Linked DNA regions of Homo sapiens: all the other regions are linked to region 2. A link is a contact called in ENCODE Hi-C or POLR2A ChIA-PET data. All regions are on one chromosome and are shown on one strand. Each heading gives the region's core, a stretch centred on a gene start or an enhancer-like site at or near the end of the contact. The rest is flanking DNA. Distances are from core to core; before and after follow the strand shown. Region 1 overlaps LPP (LIM domain containing preferred translocation partner in lipoma). Region 2 has its middle 75 kb from the start of LINC01991. Region 3 overlaps LPP (LIM domain containing preferred translocation partner in lipoma).

Region 1 (3,575 bases), core at 304-2,803, 300 kb before region 2:
ATTAATAATCTTTCAAAGCCAGCTCTTGTCCCTAGTTCTATAAGAAACCTCCAATAGGAAAGAGTTCTCCAAATTCTGTCTCTCTCAAAGTATAATTACTGAGCTCACACATCACACCAAGTCTTGACTGGCCCTGAATCAAACTCACCTCCACAGACCCGCCAGCTCCCTCCTTCAATTTCTTAGCAAGCTACCTTGCTTGTAGGTGTTGAGTAAATGATTACTAAGTCACGTTGGTCTGAGAGCCACAGTTCGTGGACACTCAGCCAAGTATCTTCTAAAACATGCCATGTTGCCTGCCTCTGACAAGCTCAGAAGTGTGCAATCCCCAGAGCAAGCAAAATGGTTTCAGCCACCTCCAAATCCATCAAGCTTTTTACTAGACCAGCTGAACGTGCAGCAAAGGAGAAGAGGCATGAAGGAAAGGAGAGGAAGAGCAAAGGGCATGGACTGCAAATTGGATGAACAGCATGCTTGTGAGCTCAGGAGCACTGGTATTATCATTCCAGTTTTACAAGTAAGAAATTTGCAGTGCAGCAATTCAACAGCTGGCCGAGGGCCTCAGACAGAGTCCCTGATGGAGCAAACAGGTCTCAGTGCTGCCACCTTTTCGGCTACTGCTTTTACCACTGTGGTAAAATGTTGTATAGACAAAGTCTCCATACGTGCCATCCATGGGGCAGGCCCACTGAACCTATTGCAGAGGATAGGAGGCATCTGGAAAGAAAGAGCCACAGAAGCTACTTACAGCAAAGGTTTATACCGAGTTTATACTCAGCCAGTAATGTCTGAGTGAAAGCATGGCAGAAAGATTGATGAGACAGCGCTGTGTAACTCCAGAGGCAACCCCAGGCACTTATCAAATGGGAATTTTAAAAAATCCCTTTAAACACACGAGGACTCAGATGCCAGCACACGTTTTGATGGCCCCAGCCAGACAGCAAAGGCATATTGGCACCACTGTAATTTGTCCATTCACCAATATGCTTCCCAGAAAGCACCCATATGCTTTCTTTTAGCATCCATATGCTTTTTGAGCAAGGAAACTAAAATATTTCATTAGTTTTGAGTAATTAATAATTACTTATTTCACAATAGTCACCCTCATTAAAAAGCAAAAATAACTGATTAAGCTGCAGGATCCTGGCTTTCAACTCAGGCTTTTTAAATTTTTTTAAAAAAATTCTTCCCCTCTAGGAATTGAGTAATAGGGTAAAGCAGCCAGTGTGGAAATATTCACACTACAGGGAATGAACAGTTATCACCCACAACCCAGCATTCCTCTTGACTGAGACATCGTGGTTTAATGAAAAGAACATGGACTTTGGATCAGAAAGACTTAGAATCCAATCCCAGTTTGACCCCTTCTGAATAGTAACTTCTAAGGAAATGAAGGGTGTTAAAAAGATAAAGCCTGCTGGATCCCTTCAACCCAGTCTTCCATTATTCCCAAGGAGTGACTTCACAGCATCCCCGCCCCCCGGACCCCGCTATCTCAAGGCATGGTACAGCATGCCCCAAGAATGCTGGCAGCATGCCAGGCATTGTCAGCACACCACAGCAATAGCCTTGAAATAGGGCGAGGGCCGAAGTGAATGTTTCTCAAACACTAATGAGCATATGAACTACCTGGGGCTCTTGTTAAAGTAGAGATTCTCATTCAGAAGTTCTAGAGTATGATCTGAGATTTGCATTTCTAACAAGCTCCCATGTAATGCTGATGCTTCCGGTCCTCAGACCAAACTTTGAGAAGCAAGAGACTTACAACTGTCAAGATGAAGTTAGGAAATAGAATCTTGAAAAGCAGAACATCTGTGCCTGTCTCATTGGGCTGTGATAAGGATTATTAATCAGATGGGTGATAGTATTTCTGTATATTGAACAGTACACTGGTATAGTCCTGTTAAAAGGGTATGGTTTCAGCCACGCACGGTGGCTCATGCCTGTAATCCCAGCAATTTGGGAGGCTGAGGCAGGTGGATCACCTGAGGTCAGGAGTTTGAGACCAGCCTGGCCAACATGGTGAAACCTTGTCTCTACTAAAAATACAAAAAATTAGCTGGGCGTGGTGGCTCATGCCTGTAATCCCAGCTACTACAGAGGCTGAAGCAGGAGAATCGCTTGAACCCAGGAGGCAGAGGTTGCAGTGAGCCAAGGTCATGCCGGTGCACTCCAGCCTGAGCAATAAGAGCAAAACTCCATCTCAAAAAAAAAAGAAAGAAAGAAAAGAAAAAGGGTATGGTTTCTATTACAGACAACAAACCTGAGACCCAAGTAAATCAAGTAACTTATCCAAGGCCACACAACTAATCCTGCTGACCTTCAAATACAGGTTTATCTGCCTGTCAAGCCTATCAGTGTGAGTATATGCCAACGGAAAGGTAGGAAATAAAAGTAGATACTACTGTAGATTGCTGGTATAAAGCCTTGTTCTTGTTTTGCCATTATTCTCAGAGAGCCATTAACCTGCTGTGTGAATTTTAGTAAGTCTTACCCCTTCTAACCACCTCCATTTCTGCATCTGCAAGGTGAAGGTACTGCCATTGAGAAACTCCGAGGCGTCTTCCATCTCTGACCTGCCTTTCACTCTTCTGGCCCCCCCACACACTCACAGTGGGTCATCAGGTGCTAAGCTTTAGCTTCACACATGTGGCAGTCATCACAATTTGGCAGCATCCAAATTCTAGCTGCTCACATCTGCATTTGTGCTGATCTGTGCGTGGTCAGAAGTTATCTCTGTTAAAAGTCTCAAGCTCAATATAATGGGGGGGTAGGCCGGGAGGAGGGGAACAAAATAGATGACCCAAAGCACTGAAATTCCTATTTAGGTGAAAACTCAGTATGATCAGGGCACTATGACCCTAACTACTCTTCATCTCCTCATCTCACTTACCAAATGAAGATATTGAGAGCACTAACCTGACAGAAGTTTGAAGAACAAGAAAAAAACTGAGTTATGCATAATGTGTTTCATATGATTATCTAGCTTTTTTTATTCTTTCTTAAGGAGCCAGATAAACACGTAGTTAACGAATTATGATATGAAGTAATTCATAATGTATGATCTTGTCCCTTCCTAAAATCCCATAGTACACATTCTCTGTATTCCTCTGGGGCCCATCTACCATTTTCTACCAGAAATTTCCATGGTTTATGAACTTGCATCATTGTCTCTATTTGTCTTCAATGTTATCTCTGGAGGTATTCACATATTTTGGAGTAAATCCGGATTTAAATCCAGATTTTATATTTATTAGCTGTAAAACTTTGGGCAAATTACTCAACCTCTCTGAGCACCTAGCAATTTTCTATTTTATAGGATTATATACAATAATGTATTGAGATGTCTAGCATTTAGCAAATTCTGAATTAAAATTGAATTTGAATGCATGAGTGAATGAATGAAGTAGAATAAGAGTTTCAATATTAAAATATCACTCAATAGTTTGAGATACATACATGCCAAAAGTCATGCTACAAAACGAGCCTAACACTCAGAGTATAACAATAGGTGACTACGGGGAAAATCCAACAGCAAAAGGAAATGTATGCCACTCAAATGTCATCTCATACTT
Region 2 (3,640 bases), core at 162-2,661:
GGTCTTGAGTTTGTGGCTAACACATGAGATGTGGGGAAAGCTGCTTTTCTTTTAGGGGGCTCAGTTGTTTCAACTGTCATATGTTGAGACAGCATTAATCAGTGGGCTTCAAACTTTTAAAGCCACCAGATTTTTCCCCCCAGAATGCTGTGGGAACCTAGCATGAATAAATAGTAAAAGTGGGACTCACAGCTTCTCCATTTAGCCACTGTATGTCTGTAGGGCCTCTGTGGACTCTAGTATGGCAACATTCGGATACATACCTTTTAGCCCCCAACACTGGGATTCTAAAGATGAGTAATGGCTTAGTGATAGATGTTAACCTCCTGAGGGGTTGCAGTGAGCCTGGAATTCTGGATACAGAACTGGTCAGACAGGGAAAAGGGCTGTAACAGTGTGACAAACAGTAGAATTAGAGTGGAGGGTAGCAAGATAAAGTTTTACATTTCATGGGTTAACAGCACTTTATAGTTTACAAGTATTTGCACTATAGTTGTCTCTTTTGAACTTACGCAACACTGTGTGCTCAGGCATTTGTGCAGCAATCTTTTGTGAAGCTGGATTATGTGCCTGGTACTGTGGGTTGAGCTCATGGACATAAAGAAAGAGGAGAGCATGTGAGCCTGGAGGAGCTCATCATCTTATAGAGGAAACAGGCAGGTAAAGAAATCATTGCAATTGCAAAACAGAAAAGCTGTAAGAGAGGTGCAAACAAATGTTGAGCAGCGAAGTGAAAGCAATGATTCCTTTTTCCTGGGGAGGGGAGGAAGGCATACCTACCGTGGGGCCTGCAGGATGAGTGACCTAGGCAGATAAATACCTAGGTAGAGAAAAACACGTGCACGAAGCAGTGGAGGCCTGTGTGAGCAAGGTGCGTTTGGGGGAAACAGGAAGAGCTAGGGGAAATCTGGCCTTCAAGGTATGGAAAGGCAGTTAAACAGTGAAGTTAACCTGCAGCTTAACTGGGAAGGACTTTGAATACAATGCAAAGAATTTGGACCCCATGGCCATTAGAGCCCCATCTTCCAGATGAGGAAAAGGGCCTTCCCTTCGCACAGGGACAGCCGAAACTGTGACTCCCACGTTCCTTTTGCTACCCTGTGCTGCCTCCAGCAGGCCTGAACCGAGGCAGGCCCTGCGTGGGAGAGGCCTCTGGGCTGTTTATCCTGCGCCAGTGGGGCTAGCTCTGGCAGGGAGTGGAAGTAGGTGAGGTGGGGGCTGTGGAGGAGAGGAGGAGCCTGACAACAAGGGCTACATTCAAGGCCTGCACTGGAGCTGACGAGGAGAATGGAAAGCTACAGTCTGTTGGAGCCATCCAGCCTTGGCAAAGCGGTCGGGGCCTTATAAGGAAATGTTGTTCTCTCCCAGCCGGTGGGGCTGGGATGGAGCCCTGTGCCCACAGGACAGAGCTGCCCTTGTGGTGGTAGGCTGGGGGTGCCACCCGCCCCTCTGCTGTGAGCAGGAGCTGTCAATGGGCCACTTCTGCAGGCTCAGCATTCCCTCTCAGCCCCAGTGTGCGTGTAGCCCCCACCCCTCCACCCCCTCCCACTCCCCATTGCCTTGGGCTGATTGGAGGAAAGGAAAAAAACAAAACAAAACAAAGACTTGGCAAAGTCCCAGGCCTCATTGCTGTTTGATGCCGAATTATTCGGAAAATAGGCTCAGGTCAAATTCTCTCTTTTTCCTGAAGAATGCATGAATAAGGGGATTGCTCTTTGTCCTCCTTCCCTGCCTGGCGCCCGCATCTCTTTTCCTTGTGATCACGAAACTCCCAGCACCCCACACGGCCCAGTGCAGAAAGCAAGAAGCTGAGATGAGTGGGCGGGGGAAGCCTTGTGCTGGTGCCTTTTCCACCTCCCAAGGGTAGAGCAGCAGCCACCGGAATACTCATAGGAGAAGGGTGACTCTCGGACTCCTTACCTGTGCCGGGCAGACCAGAGGGCCAGGGAGAGAGAGATGGGCACAGGGTAAAAACACAGCCTGCCCAGAAAGCAACAGAAAGTGCTCCTTGGGGTGGGCGCGGTGGCTCACGCCTGTAATCCCAGCACTTTGGGAGTCCAAGGAGGGTGGATCACGAGGTCAGGAGTTGGAGACCAGTCTGACCAACATGGTGAAACCCCGTCTCTACTAAAAATACAAAAATTAGTTGGGCGTAGTAGTGTGTGCCTGTAATCCCAGCTACTCAGGAGGCTGAGGCAGGAGAATTGCTTGAACTCGGGAGGCAGAGGTTGCAGTGAGCCCAGATCGCGCCACTGCACTCCAGCCTGGGTGACAGAGCAACAATCTGTCTAAAAAAAAAAAAAAAAAGTGCTCCTTGGGAAAGGACAGTAAGCATTAGTCAGCTCCTGGAAGGAGGGCTTTTCTACAGGGAGTGAGGAGAGATGATTTAAAGCACTGATCCCTAGCAGATCTTTCTGAACTCAAGATTGGGGATAGGAGCAGAAAAGATGCTTAGTGTGGCCTTTTGCTTTGGCTATTCATAGACCCCGTGCATGAAACCCTGGAGCTACAAGGAAGCAGGTTGGCCAGTGCAGCTCCTCACCTAAAGCTGAAATATTTTTACAGCAAGCTTGGCAGACCTTCAGCTAACCAGTGCTCCTCTAGTCATCATGGACTTAGTTCCTCAAGTTAGTCTGTCCCAAACATACAGCTCAACCCAACAAGGAGAAGTAAGTCATGGAAAGCAAGAGGAAACTTCCGTTTCCAAGGAGTTTACCATCCAGAGCAAAGCTACAAGGAGCACACAATAATCCAAACACAAAGAAGAAAGTTATGGCCAGGTGTGGTGGCTCACGACTGTAATCCCAGCACTTTGGGGGGCTGAGGTGGGTGGATCACCTGAGGTCAGGAGTTTGAGACCAGCCTAGCCAACATGGTGAAAACCTGTCTCTACTAAAAATACAAAAATTAGCCAGGCGTGGTGGCGGGCACCTGTACTCCCAGCTACTCAGGAGGCTGAGGCAGGAGAATTGCCTGAACCTGGGAGGCAGAGGTTGTAGTGAGCTGAGATTGTGCCACTGTGCTCCAGCCTGGGGGAGAGAGTGAGACTTTGTCAAAAAAAAGGAAAGAAAGAAAAAAAAAGGAAAGAAAAAAGGAAGGAAGGAAGAAAGGAAGGAAAGAAAGAAAGAAAAGAAAGGAAATAAAAAAGAAAGTTATGAGCTCTAAGAAAAACAGAGATGTCTGAGGTGAAAGAAATTGCTCTTGACTAGGTGTCCACAGCAGTAGATGAGGAAAGCTCTTATAGAAGAGATGGAATTTGGGGTGAAGAAAAGTTAAAAGTCCAAAAAGTGACATTTTGAGAGATTGTAGGGAAATGGCTTCCAGGGGGAGGAACTAGCCTGAGCAGGACGTGGTGGCAGGAAATCTTGGGGCTCACTTGGTGTCTGTGGGGAGATGGACAAGTGGATTAGTGCAACAGGGAGAGGAGGGGCTGTGGTTGGAGAATGGCTGAGCACCACATTTGGGGGCACTGAATCCCAGAGGGAGGAGGAAATTGAAGTGATTGGCAGCCAGGAGCCACCGAAAGCTTTTAAGCGTGAAAGAGATGTGACCGGTACAGTGGTTCAGCAACTGTGATCTGGTATCAGGCGCAGAAGGGAGAGGCATCCTTCGCCCTGCTTTGGTGAAGCCAGGAAAGTAC
Region 3 (3,365 bases), core at 598-3,097, 420 kb before region 2:
CACTACTATCCTTTGCCACCAGACGAAAGCATCTTCCCACCTTCAGCCCTCTATAGTAACTTTAGAGCATTATCAAGGTGGATCTTGTGGAATATTCATGAGACATTTACCTCACTAAACTGTGTGCTCCCTGAGGGCAGACATCATATATGAGTCATCAGTCTATCCTAAAAGCACCTCTTCCAATGCCTCACAGAGTTGAGATGGAGAAGATTTGGGAAAATATTTCCTGAGTGGGTATATGCAGGAATTTTTGACAACTACACCCATAAATTCTAGCCCAATAAATTAGTCTTTAAAGGAAGATTGAGAAACTGAGTGACTACCAATTTCAAAATGTGTGTGTATGTGGTTTATGTGTGCGTGTGTGTGTGTGTGTGTGTGTGTGTGTGTGTGTGTGTATGAGAGAGAGAGAGAAGAAAAGAGAGGTTGAAAGATTGAAATAGGGAGACTCAATTGAACATCACCATAGGGATGATCTCGGCAATCACTGCTGCAGTTAGGTAACTTACATATATAAAAAAATAGCTCTGCGACATTAAAATGTGTAAGTTTTTGTCCACTTGGAACCATTTACTAGATGTGTGTGAACCTAGGGAAATCATGAAACTTTTGATTCTCAATATTTTTGTTTGTAAATGAGAGCAACAGCACTTACCTTTTATACTACCCAGGGTTGTGTAGACCAAAGTATTTAAATTTAAAAATACAACACCCTGGTTTTTCTTCAGATGGTATAAATCTTTCGCCTTTTACTGAATTTAGAAATACCATAAAAACTATAATGTCCTACATAAATATAAGTTATTTTTACTGTGAGATTATTCTTTATGTGACTTGCCCAGAAACACATTCTTCACAAACATTTAGAAGCTCAAATATAAAATATAGTTAAGTGTTTATTGAATAGATGCTTTACTGTTAACATGGCTCTTAGCACACCAGGGCTCCAAAGAGTTAGGGGTAAAAGAAAGACAGGGAGTGAGAGAAAAGCATAAGACCGTAACTAAAACGATAACAAAACAAAGTCCTAGAAGCCAAATAAACAAATATTGTGTTCTCCCCAGAATGTTTAAAAATCTTGGAAAGGAACTGCATACGGAGCCTCGGGGTAGTACTGACTTGGCATATCAAGCCCTTGTGCAACTGATTAACCCGACATTCCCCTGGGTAGGGGAGTATTACTAGGTCACTTTTTTCTTTAATGGACAAACTGTTCTCGAACAATTTGCAAGACATAAACAAGCTATTGTAACATACCAATCAAAGAGGGTAGTTTTGTCCTCAAAAATGCGATGATGTAACCAAGTCAAAACAACCGCCACCACCACAACCACCACAACCGGGCAATCAGACAAACAAACATATCCCAATTCCGTCTGCCTAGCTCTGGATGGGCTCTTCTTTACCCACTTTGATGTATAAACACACAGTCCCACATCTGCAAAGGTTAAGTCCCAGATCAATAGCAAAGTTTACAAGACCTCCAAAATCTATTGGATGTTCTTCATCCAAGAACTTAACGGTTTTTGAATTAGAATACAGAGTTCACAATATAAAGGGTTCTCTTGAAAAATCAACTTTTGTCTCTAAGGAGGCCCTCCATAAAAAAGTCAATCCTTGGGTTTCATTCACTCTGCTTTCTTCACTTCCTCAGATTAGGAAGTCATGGGATAGAAGACAGTCCCAAATTGCAAAATTTGGTGACGTGTTCTGAGCAGAAGTTCAGCCACCTTGTTATTTTAGCAGACCAGGTCGGCCAGCCCAAAGACATAATTTAGCTGAGTGAGGAACTTGTTCCCTCCTCCTGCTTCATTTGGCCAGCTGCCTCAGAAGGTCTTTCATTCTGGAGTGCAAAGGATTTATTGCTCCCTTTTATTCCTCCAGCAGTAGTTCCAGTTCACTGAGTTTCAAGTTCAGCGAGCTCAGCTTTGGCATTCAAGGATCTCCTTATGTCTCATCCTAAAGAGAATTTGTCCCAGGTCCATTTGCCAAGGACATGGTGACAGTCCCCTTCCTGGCACTTGAGTCTCCAATATTATGCTTCTTCTTATAAACAGACCCATCCAATCACTTGAGTTCCTTCTTCAGGTCTTACTGGCACTTCCTTGGCTTAACTGACACGGCACAATGTTATAAACTGACAGAATAATCATATTAGACAGGAATTAGAACAGAATAAAGAGGTCCGCTAGTCTACAGGTCAACAAGCAACAGCCAAATGGCCAAATCCAGACCACCTCCTGTTTTTGTAGATAAAGTTCTTTTGGAACATAGCCAAGGTCATTCATTTACTTATTGTCTATGGCTGCTTTTGCATTCCAGTGGCAGAAATGAATAGTTGTGACAAATACCATATGGCCTATAAAACCTAAAATATTTAGTTACCAGATTTACAGAAAAGTTTGCCAAACCTGATCTAGTCCATAGACTCACATTACAGATAAGAAAGTTAAGATTTAGTAGGGTTAAACAGACAGGAAATAAAATTTTCAAAGCAAAATACCCAGGGCAGTGCCAGGCATATGGTGCATACACACTGAGTAAATACCACCTCTGGTGTTTGACAGGACATTTCGTATTCTTTTCATATGGAAATGGACTAAAATGATTTTTCAAAGATAGCATTGTTACCCTTGAGGAATTCATTGCCTAGAAAGGAGAAAAACATATAAACAGATCATTTTAACATGATATTGTGTGTATTCGTTTTCTGTTGTTACTACAACAAAGTACCACAAGCTTGGTTGTTTAGAAGAACAGAAATATATTTATCTTACTGTTCTATAAATCAGAAATCAGTTATGCATATCAATGCACTAAAATCAAGGTGTTGGCAGGGCAGCATTCCTTTCTGGAGTCTCTCCAGAGAATCCACTTCTTTGTCTTTTCCAGCTTCTCAAAGCTACTCCTCATTCTTTGGCTTGTGGCCCCTTCCTCCATCTTCAAAGCCAGCAAAGACACGTTAAGTTTTTCTCACATCACATCACTTCAAAGACCTCCTCTGTCCTCTTCTTCCATTTGCTATCACACTTGTAATAGCGTTGGGCCCATCCTTATACTCCAGGATAATTTCATTATCTTAGGTTAGCTGATTAACAACCTTAGTTCCATGTGCATCATTAATTTCCCTGTGGCATGTACCCTAACATATTCACATGTTCCAGAGATTAAGACGTGGACAACTTTGAGGGCTATTATTCTGCTCACCACAACATACCATAAGAAGGGAAGTCTGCACATAGTGCTAGACTCAGAGTAGGAACATCAGTGCAAGGACAAGTATAGACAAGAGCAAAAGTTCTTGTATTCATCGTACCTATTTTCCAGAGTTCCTCATGATTTTCTAAGAATTTCTTTATAAT

The links. A loop is a pair of places that touch in the nucleus more often than their neighbours do. ChIA-PET counts read pairs that join two places held with the same protein, here RNA polymerase II (POLR2A). Pooled maps may share reads with other maps.
Region 1: a loop to region 2 is called in a map of heart left ventricle, with 2.7 times the contacts of the local background. The contact joins two enhancer-like sites. A Hi-C loop is called at or near these places in 5 of 168 maps with a recorded cell type or tissue (PC-3, Right ventricle myocardium inferior, heart left ventricle and 1 more) and 11 of 50 pooled maps. POLR2A ChIA-PET finds 5 or more read pairs at or near these places in 2 of 52 experiments (PC-9 and activated T-cell).
Region 3: a loop to region 2 is called in a pooled map, with 4 times the contacts of the local background. The contact joins two enhancer-like sites. A Hi-C loop is called at or near these places in 4 of 50 pooled maps. POLR2A ChIA-PET finds 5 or more read pairs at or near these places in 2 of 52 experiments (PC-9 and Panc1).

What each region holds. Positions count from the first base shown.
Region 1 is chr3:188,346,794-188,350,368 of GRCh38, reverse strand. All of the region lies in intron 3 of LPP (LIM domain containing preferred translocation partner in lipoma), which reads right to left. Among named protein-coding and RNA genes, the nearest start is that of FLJ42393, 170 kb to the right of the region's middle. Within about 2 kb of position 1,553, at least 22 of the 41 ENCODE cell types and tissues checked have a DNase peak (open chromatin) inside an H3K27ac peak, as active enhancers do; they include heart left ventricle, where a contact is called at or near this core.
Region 2 is chr3:188,050,067-188,053,706 of GRCh38, reverse strand. No RefSeq gene overlaps it. Among named protein-coding and RNA genes, the nearest start is that of LINC01991, 75 kb to the right of the region's middle. RefSeq lists an enhancer at 540-1,512. Within about 2 kb of position 1,411, at least 21 of the 41 ENCODE cell types and tissues checked have a DNase peak (open chromatin) inside an H3K27ac peak, as active enhancers do; they include heart left ventricle, where a contact is called at or near this core.
Region 3 is chr3:188,467,318-188,470,682 of GRCh38, reverse strand. All of the region lies in intron 4 of LPP (LIM domain containing preferred translocation partner in lipoma), which reads right to left. Among named protein-coding and RNA genes, the nearest start is that of LPP-AS1, 100 kb to the left of the region's middle. Within about 2 kb of position 1,847, at least 11 of the 41 ENCODE cell types and tissues checked have a DNase peak (open chromatin) inside an H3K27ac peak, as active enhancers do.